Regions from separate parts of the Homo sapiens genome. Here all the other regions are linked to region 3. A link is a contact called in ENCODE Hi-C or POLR2A ChIA-PET data. All regions are on one chromosome and are shown on one strand. The core of a region is the stretch at or near the end of the contact, and the rest is flanking DNA. Distances in the headings are between cores, read along the strand shown. Region 1 holds the start of TFG (trafficking from ER to golgi regulator). Region 2 overlaps CMSS1 (cms1 ribosomal small subunit homolog). Region 3 holds the start of DCBLD2 (discoidin, CUB and LCCL domain containing 2).

Region 1 (2,700 bases), core at 78-2,577, 1.8 Mb after region 3:
GTCTCTTACAATAAGCGAGTCTTGGCCAATTCCAGCCGCCACACTTCAATCACTCATAGACTGCTAAGTGTTCAAATAAGGCCAACGCCAACCTGTAACCAATCCAGCTGTTTCTGTACTTCACTGCCAATTTCTGTACCTCATTTCCCTTTTTTTGTCTATAAATCTTCCACCACGTGGCTCTGCTGGAGTCTCTTAATCTGCTGTGATTCTGGGGGCTGCCCAATTCGTGAAATCGTTCACTGCTCAATTAAACTCCTTTAAATTTAATTCAGCTTAAGTTTTTCTTTTATAACTGGTAAACAACTGGAGACCAGGTAGGGTCTAAATGCTTTATTTATCAGCTTAGTCTCCACCTTAGAAGTGACAAACATTCTCCGTTTGGCCAAACTTCGGGCTCCTGGGCCTTCTCCTAGGACCATCTGTGCATCTTCTTGTAAAACTCAGTTTCAGCAAAGAACCTTGTTAAGGCAGTGTAGTGAGAATCCCTCACCCTTGATGGGGTTCCTCATCCTCCACCACCCCCAGGTGATGTCTGCTATCCTGGCCTATCTTCGTCTAGAATCCTGTTGTGTTGGTTTAGCCAGAATCTCCCTTGCCCCTGATATTTCCTCTTAGTAATTTTCCATCCACTGACCGACTTCCACCCCTTGGCTATAAATTCCTACTTACTCATACTGTATTTCTATTTGAACAGGTAAGGGAGAAGGGAAGAGTACGTAGGACACACTCAAATGCCTTATCCTCTAAAAATCACTCAGGAATCTTTAGCCTTAATTTCCCAGCTTTTGTCCTTTACACAGTTACAGATTTTCCTTGCTCATAAACGCTGTAGGTCTTCCCTGCTTAATTGGAAACTCCTTGCTCACAAAATGATTCACCCCCATTCCTAGAACCGGGCTTGGCAAAGCATAGGCTCCCAATAATGAATGAATGGATTTATAGAAGAAAAGGTTTTTTCTTTTTCAGCTGTTACTACAATGGTCAACAATAACGACAAAAACCACTTAAAGTTGGACAGACGTCTACTGCAACCAACTCTCAAAAAGTTTAGAACAGCGCACTACGCCCCGCCCATTGGCGAGAAACGGAAATACCCGCTTTCGAGAAAACCGGAAGTGCGTGGTCACGCCCCGCGCATGCGTGCATCGGGGCAGCTCACGCTTCCTAAATCCCGTCATCCAGTGAGAAAGCAGGGACTCTTCGGCCTAGGCAGCCGGGACCCAGCCAGCCCTGCGCCTCGCGCCGTCGCGCATGCGTCCTGGGTATGTCCACGCGCAATAAGGAGGGGCGAAAGGACATTTTTTTTTTTCTTGCTCCCGCCTCTGTTCTTCCCCCACCTGCCACGTACAGAGCCCAAGTTCTCGCTAGGCTTGTTGGGTCAGCGCGATTGGCCGGGGCCCGCGCGAGCCTGCGAGCGAGGTGCGGCGGTCGCGAAGGGCAACCGAGGGGGCCGTGACCACCGCCTCCCCGCGACGCCCCAGTCCAGTGGCCTCGCGTCCGCCCATTCAGCGGAGACCTGCGGAGAGGCGGCGGCCGCGGCCTCCGCAAGCCGGTATGGCCACTGGAGACGGGGGTTGCGGGCGCTCTGTCCGAGGAGGCCGGGAGACTAGGAGGCGCTGGGAGGGCCTCGTTCGAACCGCGCGGCAGCTGGGGTCGGAGGCACTGTGGGAAGGGGCTGGAGGGAGGAGGGGGTGGGAGGGAGGAGGGGGTGGGAGGGAGGACGAGGCCGGGGGGGAGGGCGGGCGGGGCCTTGCATGGGGGGAGGGGAAGGGAGGTCGCGGAGGGGGAGGGGAGAGAGGCAACCCCTGGCTGCGGTGGCCAGGAGGCGCGCCTGGGGGGCTCCGGGAGGGGAGTGCGCCAGCTAATGCCTTGGTGCAGCCTGCCTCCAAGCGTTTGGATTGAGAGGAGAGGGGCTTTGGGAGGTTTGGGGCGGCCGGCGCCCAATACCCGAAGGAGCTCGGAAGGGTGTGGAGTGGCGCCTACGGGAATAAGTTGATTGGGGTCATAGAATCGGAGCCTAGTTCCTTGGCTAAGTCAGCGCTTAATCAAGCGCCGGCTGGAGGCCCAGCCTGGTTTATAGTGATGATTCTAGCTAACTTTAAGAGTTTGCTTTGCTGGACACTACAGTAAGTATTTTGGATGCACTGTCTCATTTAATCATCACAAGGATTCCTCCAAATTCAGATATGGTTGTTTTCATTTCGAATGTGATGAAAGTGAGCCTTGGAGGACTTAAGATCACATAGCTAGTAGTGAGAATCTTTACCGTCTTGCTGCACTGCCTTTGAGGCAGGGTTTGAGGCCTCTTGGCATTCTTTAGAATAATTACAGGTTGACTTGGCTTAGTATTTCTTGAAGGAAACTGCTCCCCTCAGGAGGTGCTTAAGCCACAGCCTCTGAAATTGAGCAGGGTCTTACCCTTAGAGGTAGTAGAACCAGAAGTTTGTCCGCCGAACCTAGAACCTGGTTCAGGAGGCAGGCTTTTTATATGACCTTGGGCGTGTCAGATTATTCCCAGTGCTGAGAAAAGTGTACCTGGTAGAGGGTTATATTATACAAGTTAGAAGCCGAGTCATTTCTGGACTTCAGAGGGGGCGGGGCAAGGACAAGATGGGAGAAGAGCTTGTCGTAGGGCTCCTACTGGCAGTTCTAGGAACTAGTTAATACCAGTCTCTACTTTGGAAGAGAAAATGAGTA
Region 2 (2,700 bases), core at 89-2,588, 1.1 Mb after region 3:
AATGATGATAATGATCCCACTTGGTGGAGTCTGACCCTCCCTGCAGCTGGTGTCCTTTCTGCGCAGGGATGAGGTCACTGGGGAAGGGGGAGGAGGCGGAGCTGGGGTGGATGAGAGAAGGGAAGGGGAAGAAGCTGTCACATCTGCATTCTTGGTGGAAAAATGGAAACATGTTTGCCACATGCTTGCTTTGTTTGTTTATTTTTTAAGGAAAGGGTATGGAGAGGCAAGAGAATAGTGAGGAATTGTAACATGATGACTGCTTGGTTTTCCCCCAAGGCTTCACAGCTAAATAGCTGTATTCTCAATAACAGGCTCATCAAATTTCCCAGGGCACTGATAACTCTATGAATCTAATCCTGAATACTTGAAACTGATCAGGGCCAGGATATTCCAGCGTTTGGATCCAGTAACTTCTTTAGAGTTGTGAAAATTCCTAATTCTAGATAGTCCACTCCTCCTTATGCCTCAGACATGTCTTAAAAAGGGAAATTCAGAATTTGCAGAATTATTTTTATATTTGGCAATGTAGTTAAAAGTATCAGGTTGTTCACCTATTTCTCAAAGTTGTCACTGAAAGTAAACAACCTTTTTTTTTTTTTAAGTTTACTAGTAGTAGCCTAACTGGTAGATCATAGTTTTATCTCTAGAGCTTGTTGTATATACAGAGATTATAAATCTAGAATTCCCCAACTCCCCCCAGGATTTGGGATTGTTGTTACAATTGGTTGTTGTTGATGTTTTTGTGAGGAGAGAGGTTAGCAAAAGAGGGGTCCTGTTGTCATTACAGGGAATGACCTGGCCTGGGCAAAATCACAACCAACCACTTGGCCATCTCAGCTCCAGGTAATAGAAATAAGTCAGCGCTGACAGAAGTGAGAAAAATACTCAAAATGCTCTCAAGATGGTTTTGAACCCTTCAAACCTGATAAGGCCAGGTCTGATTAGCCTTTGTATCTTCAATACCTCAGCCAGGGCCTAATAGATAGTAAGTGCTCAGTGAGTGGTGAGTGGCCAAGTAACCCAGTTTTCCTATTTTCCATGGTTCAGGACTACTGTTGGTAGGCAGAACAAATGACCATGAGTAATTAGGTAGAGGGAAAAAATATTTCCTCCTAAATCATGGAGAAAGAGGCTGTTATTTAAGTAAATATAATAATTGACTATCAACAGTGCTCCCGACTTGAGTTTTCAAGATAAAATGTAAAGGGTATTGTCCTCAGGTTTTGAAGGTCCAAAACTGCTAAATGTTTAGCCATTGAAGTTTTCTAACCTAAATTTCCTTGTTGGTAAAATGGGTATAATACTTTCTCTGCCTACCTTTCTAGGGTTATTTTCAGGATTAAATGCTTTTAAGGAAGTGAAACTAGTAAAAACTATCGGAGGGAAGTGTTGTTATTTTCTTCTTTTGAGAACAATATATCTTTAAACATTTTTAGAAGAAAAAAAGGTTTTGAATTCCTTGAAGAAAAGGTGCTTCCAAAGCATATTTATTGATGCTATTATTGTAAATCCCTCTTTAAGCTTCATGCATTTAAAAATTAATGACAACTCTCCTCTTCCTTTCTGGAAAGCTTTTATGACTTAACTCCAAATTCTATGTGTTTAAAAAAACTAAAGTATCATGTCCTCCTTAAAGAATACCATTATTATTCATAACCTCTGAAACCAGCGAGGGTCATAAAGCTACTGACTGCGAATGATTAAGTGGCCACAAATAAAACACTGGTATTACCACATGTAAATTCTTTCCCTGCAGTTTATGCCTCCGCAAACAGTGATTCAACTGCAGGTGTCTGTCAAGAGACAGTAGAGTTTTGTCCTTCTGGAAGCCTCACTGTATGTGAAGTCAAGAAACAATGCCCCTGCCACTGTCTAGCTATAGCCTCAATCAAATCATTTCACCTCTCTTAGCCTCTGCTTCCTCTTTTAACTGACAGGGCATTCAGTGGCTGTGCGTCTGGGCCTCACTGCTCTCCCCAGAAGGCATTTGAAAAAAAAAAGGAAGGCATTTTTGGTTGTCAAAATGACAGGGTGGGCGAAAAATGATAGGATGGAGGTAGCTTCTGGCACTTAGTAGGCAAATTTTCTATGGTGAGTTGAGCAGACTCATGAAAGAACGAATTGTCCCTCCTATAGTGTAAATATACCCTCCTAAGAAACACTGGGCCATAGCTTGTGAAAGTGAAAGGGTTTAAATTAGTAGTAAGGGACTGTCCCAGGCAAGCTGGCATATAGGGGCCAAACAGCCACAATCCAAGTCCACTTGTGCTTGCATTGTCTTCCTGCATTCTGGCCCTGTTTGCCCCACAAATGACCAGGTCCCAAGCTCTGCTGAACAGCCCTCAGGGAAGGGGACAGATAGGTCCAGACCAAATCCTTCCACTGTCTTTATTTTACTAGGAAAACTAGCAATAGACTTAAAGTTAACTCACTTGTTTATCCCTTAATTTGGTTATGCTTTAGTCCCAGAGGCCCCTCATTTCTCCCCTTTCCAGACCTTCAGAGCCTTCGGCACTGCCAGCCCTCAAGTATGGCAGCTGCTTGAAGCATTTGCTTGGGGTGAGTTGGGGAAAGAGGAGGAAGAGTAGAGCCAGCTCTTCCCTGCAGCTGTGGCTAACCGAGGCAAGCTGTGACACGGAGCTCACTCCATCTCAGTCAGAGCCCACCCTGAAGCCATATCTGTGGGTGCAAAGTTAT
Region 3 (2,700 bases), core at 2-2,501:
TCTGGAACAGGTTTTTCAAGGATTGTAGGTGGAAAAAAAAAAAAGTTTTGTCACTTTCTGGAAAGGCTTACCTTTTTAATGTGGAGAGCTTCACTTGGGCAAATTAGCATAGCGTTGGGTCAGACCCAGTGTTTGACCAAGGCAGTCTAGACCACCAGCCTCAATGATGGATTGTAAAGAACATGTTCTGAATCCAAGACTCAGAGATAAGCAGAAACTATTCCATTCGCTTCAGAACCCGGGCTCTTTCACAAAGGATCATAATTACCACCACTTACCTTTAATAGGCTTAAGATGCTATTTAATTAACCTGCCTTCCTACAGTGTCCATCCATCCGTGCAGCTTAACTTTAGGGGTCATTACCTCCAAAGGTTCTTTTTCCTCCCCAAAATTTTCCCCAGAAGGACCTAATATCAACGAGGCTTTCATAGCAGGGTCTCACGTCCCCCTTTCAGAAAAATAAATGGCCTTGCCAAAAAGTAAAGCCGCGCCAACTTGGGGGACAGACGGGCAAGACCTTGCCTTTGCAACTCAACCCCGTGAGTACCCAGCCAGGTCCGGCCACGCACGAAAGCGCACCGCGCCTCCCTGCAGCGTCTGCAGATTTGTTCAGGGGCCAAGAGACCCGCAGCCCCGACGGAGGTTCCCCCGCCGCTCACTCCCCTGGGACCACTCACCTTGCTGGGCTCCAGCGTCCTCGAGCAGCAGGAGCAGGACAAGTAAGAGCAGGAGGAACAGAGGCATGGAGAAGGAGGAGGAGTTGGAGCAGGGAGGGAGGGAGCGGGAGAGGGGGAGCGCGGCCCAGGCGGGGGCGGCGGCCGCGGCCCGGACTTGGGGACACTGCGGGCAGCGCCTGGCTCTCACCACCGCCCGGCTCGCCATCGCGGCGGCCGGCAGTCTGCCTGCATAGTGCGGGTGCCTCGGCAGCCCCGCGCGCCTCTGGCCGCGGCACCCGACCAGGAGACGGCGGCAGCGGCGGGAGAACAAGAGGCAGCCCTCGCCTCACCCCGCGCCGGGACCCTTCCGCCCCTCACCCCGCTTTCACCTACTCCTCCTTCGTCCCTTCCCTCCGCTCCCCGCGCCGAGACCCCAGGCCGGAGCGCAGGGGAGGGGAGGGAAGGAAGCGGAGTCCTCGAGCCGCGGAGGACGGCCGCGGCGGAGCTAAGGAACGTGCCTCCCGCGCCGCGCTCCTCACCAGGGTCGCCGCTCGCCGCGCTCACCCGCGGCTCCGGCTAGCTGGCAGGCAGGCCCGCAGCCAGCTCCCTCGCGCTCCCTCTCGCGCGCGCCGGCCACGCCCCCTAGGCACCGCGGCCAATCCTCGGCCAGCTCTGGTCCGTCTCCTTCCGCGAAACCCAATCAGCATGCTCGCTCCTCGCTCGACCCGCTAGTTCTCCGGCCCATTCCTCGAGCTCCACCGCCCCTTACCTCCCTCTTCCAATCCCCTTCGGCCTTTGGAGGCGTCCCACCCGCCTCCTCCAATCCAGGTCCCGCCCTCCAGCTTCGGATCCCCGCGGCCCCCGCCCGGCCCGGGCGCCTGTTATTGTTGGGCCCTCAGCCCAAACTGATCCCGCAGAGGCGGCAGCCAGCTCGTCAGTGACTTCCGGGACGTCCCCCATCCCGCGCTCCCTGCTCCTCAGGCCCAGCTTGCTCCTTGCTCCTTTCTCCTCGCTCCTCCGACGCACATCAGACCACTGGAAGGGGGTGGGAAACCTGGATCCTGGGTTGTTTTAGCTGGGAGCTGAGTCTAAGGGACTTTTTTTTTTTTTTTAATGGCAGAGCGTGGCTTGTTTTGTTAAAACTGCCGCCAGTTGTTGCAACAGCTCCGAGTTAGAATAATAGATGCAGTGTTCAGTTTTTAATATATGTGTTCCCTGTTTTCTCTGCTCTTTTTATGGCGGGGGGTGGGGGACAAAAAAGTGTAAAACAAGATCCGTGCCGCAAAGGCAATTTAAACCTAACATCCCAACCTTCATGCAGCCATTCTACAAGGAGTTGTTGAGCACCTGCTGTCTATCTACAGAAATCTTGAAATGTGGAACAGAGATGGAAATATAGCATGCAAGTCAGAATGAAGTAAGTGCTAATTAGAGTCACAAGCAGTTTGATGGAGACTGTAAGCCTATGGAACGACAAAAAGAATTTTAGGAAAGAGGAATGCAGAGGTCTACGCAGTGATTTATTTTAGAAGAGAGTGGCCATGTAGGATGTTTTTAACAGCAGTCCCTGAAAGGACAATGGTGTCATTAGCAAATACAAAAAACTGCTAAGGTGGAACAAGTTGTGTGGGAAAGTAAGTTAATTTTGGACGTATTGAATTTGAGATGCCAACTTAGATAATAAGTGAAGCTATGTAACAGGCAGATGGATATTTTAGTCGAAAGCTCAGATTGAGAGCTTTGAAATTATGGCTCTGGGAGTCATACATAGCCATACATGTATACATATACATATGTATACATAGTCATACATAGATGTGATATTCAAAAACATGGAAGGGACTGATATCCTTCAATGAAAGTCTAAGTTGGAAAGGACTTTGGAGGTCGTATGTTTCAACTCCCCTGCATATTTCTTATACAATAATCTCTTTAACCAAATTTATTCAATTAACATTTATTAAATGCCTAAGAAACCCTATTATGCTCTAAGCCATTGTGGGCATTGGGCATAAAAAGTTTACTGAGAAGAACTTACATTCT

The links. Hi-C counts contacts between places; a loop is a spot of excess contacts on that map. ChIA-PET counts read pairs that join two places held with the same protein, here RNA polymerase II (POLR2A). Pooled maps may share reads with other maps.
Region 1: a loop to region 3 is called in a map of B cell, with 19 times the contacts of the local background. The contact joins the promoter of TFG here to the promoter of DCBLD2 in region 3. A Hi-C loop is called at or near these places in 3 of 168 maps with a recorded cell type or tissue (B cell, CD4-positive, alpha-beta T cell and CD8-positive, alpha-beta T cell) and 16 of 50 pooled maps.
Region 2: a map of B cell shows a loop between it and region 3 (8-fold over the local background). The contact joins the enhancer-like site here to the promoter of DCBLD2 in region 3. A Hi-C loop is called at or near these places in 1 of 168 maps with a recorded cell type or tissue (B cell) and 5 of 50 pooled maps. POLR2A ChIA-PET finds 5 or more read pairs at or near these places in 1 of 52 experiments (PC-3).

What each region holds. Positions count from the first base shown.
Region 1 is chr3:100,708,167-100,710,866 of GRCh38, forward strand. TFG (trafficking from ER to golgi regulator) reads left to right here and starts at 1,328. Exons shown (of 8, transcript NM_006070.6): 1 at 1,328-1,555. RefSeq lists enhancers at 896-1,787, 1,788-2,678 and a silencer at 1,425-1,654.
Region 2 is chr3:100,045,838-100,048,537 of GRCh38, forward strand. The region is part of intron 1 of CMSS1 (cms1 ribosomal small subunit homolog); the gene reads left to right. All of the region lies in intron 1 of FILIP1L (filamin A interacting protein 1 like), which reads right to left. Among named protein-coding and RNA genes, the nearest start is that of FILIP1L, 67 kb to the right of the region's middle. RefSeq lists an enhancer at 1,922-2,011. Within about 2 kb of position 1,339, at least 14 of the 41 ENCODE cell types and tissues checked have a DNase peak (open chromatin) inside an H3K27ac peak, as active enhancers do; they include B cell, where a contact is called at or near this core.
Region 3 is chr3:98,900,444-98,903,143 of GRCh38, forward strand. DCBLD2 (discoidin, CUB and LCCL domain containing 2) reads right to left here and starts at 1,252. Exons shown (of 16, transcript NM_080927.4): 1 at 679-1,252. The coding sequence starts at 883. It overlaps LOC105374002 (a long non-coding RNA gene), which reads left to right and starts at 1,571. Exons shown (of 2, transcript NR_189121.1): 1 at 1,571-2,074. RefSeq lists enhancers at 151-867, 868-1,583 and silencers at 691-1,380, 1,521-1,570.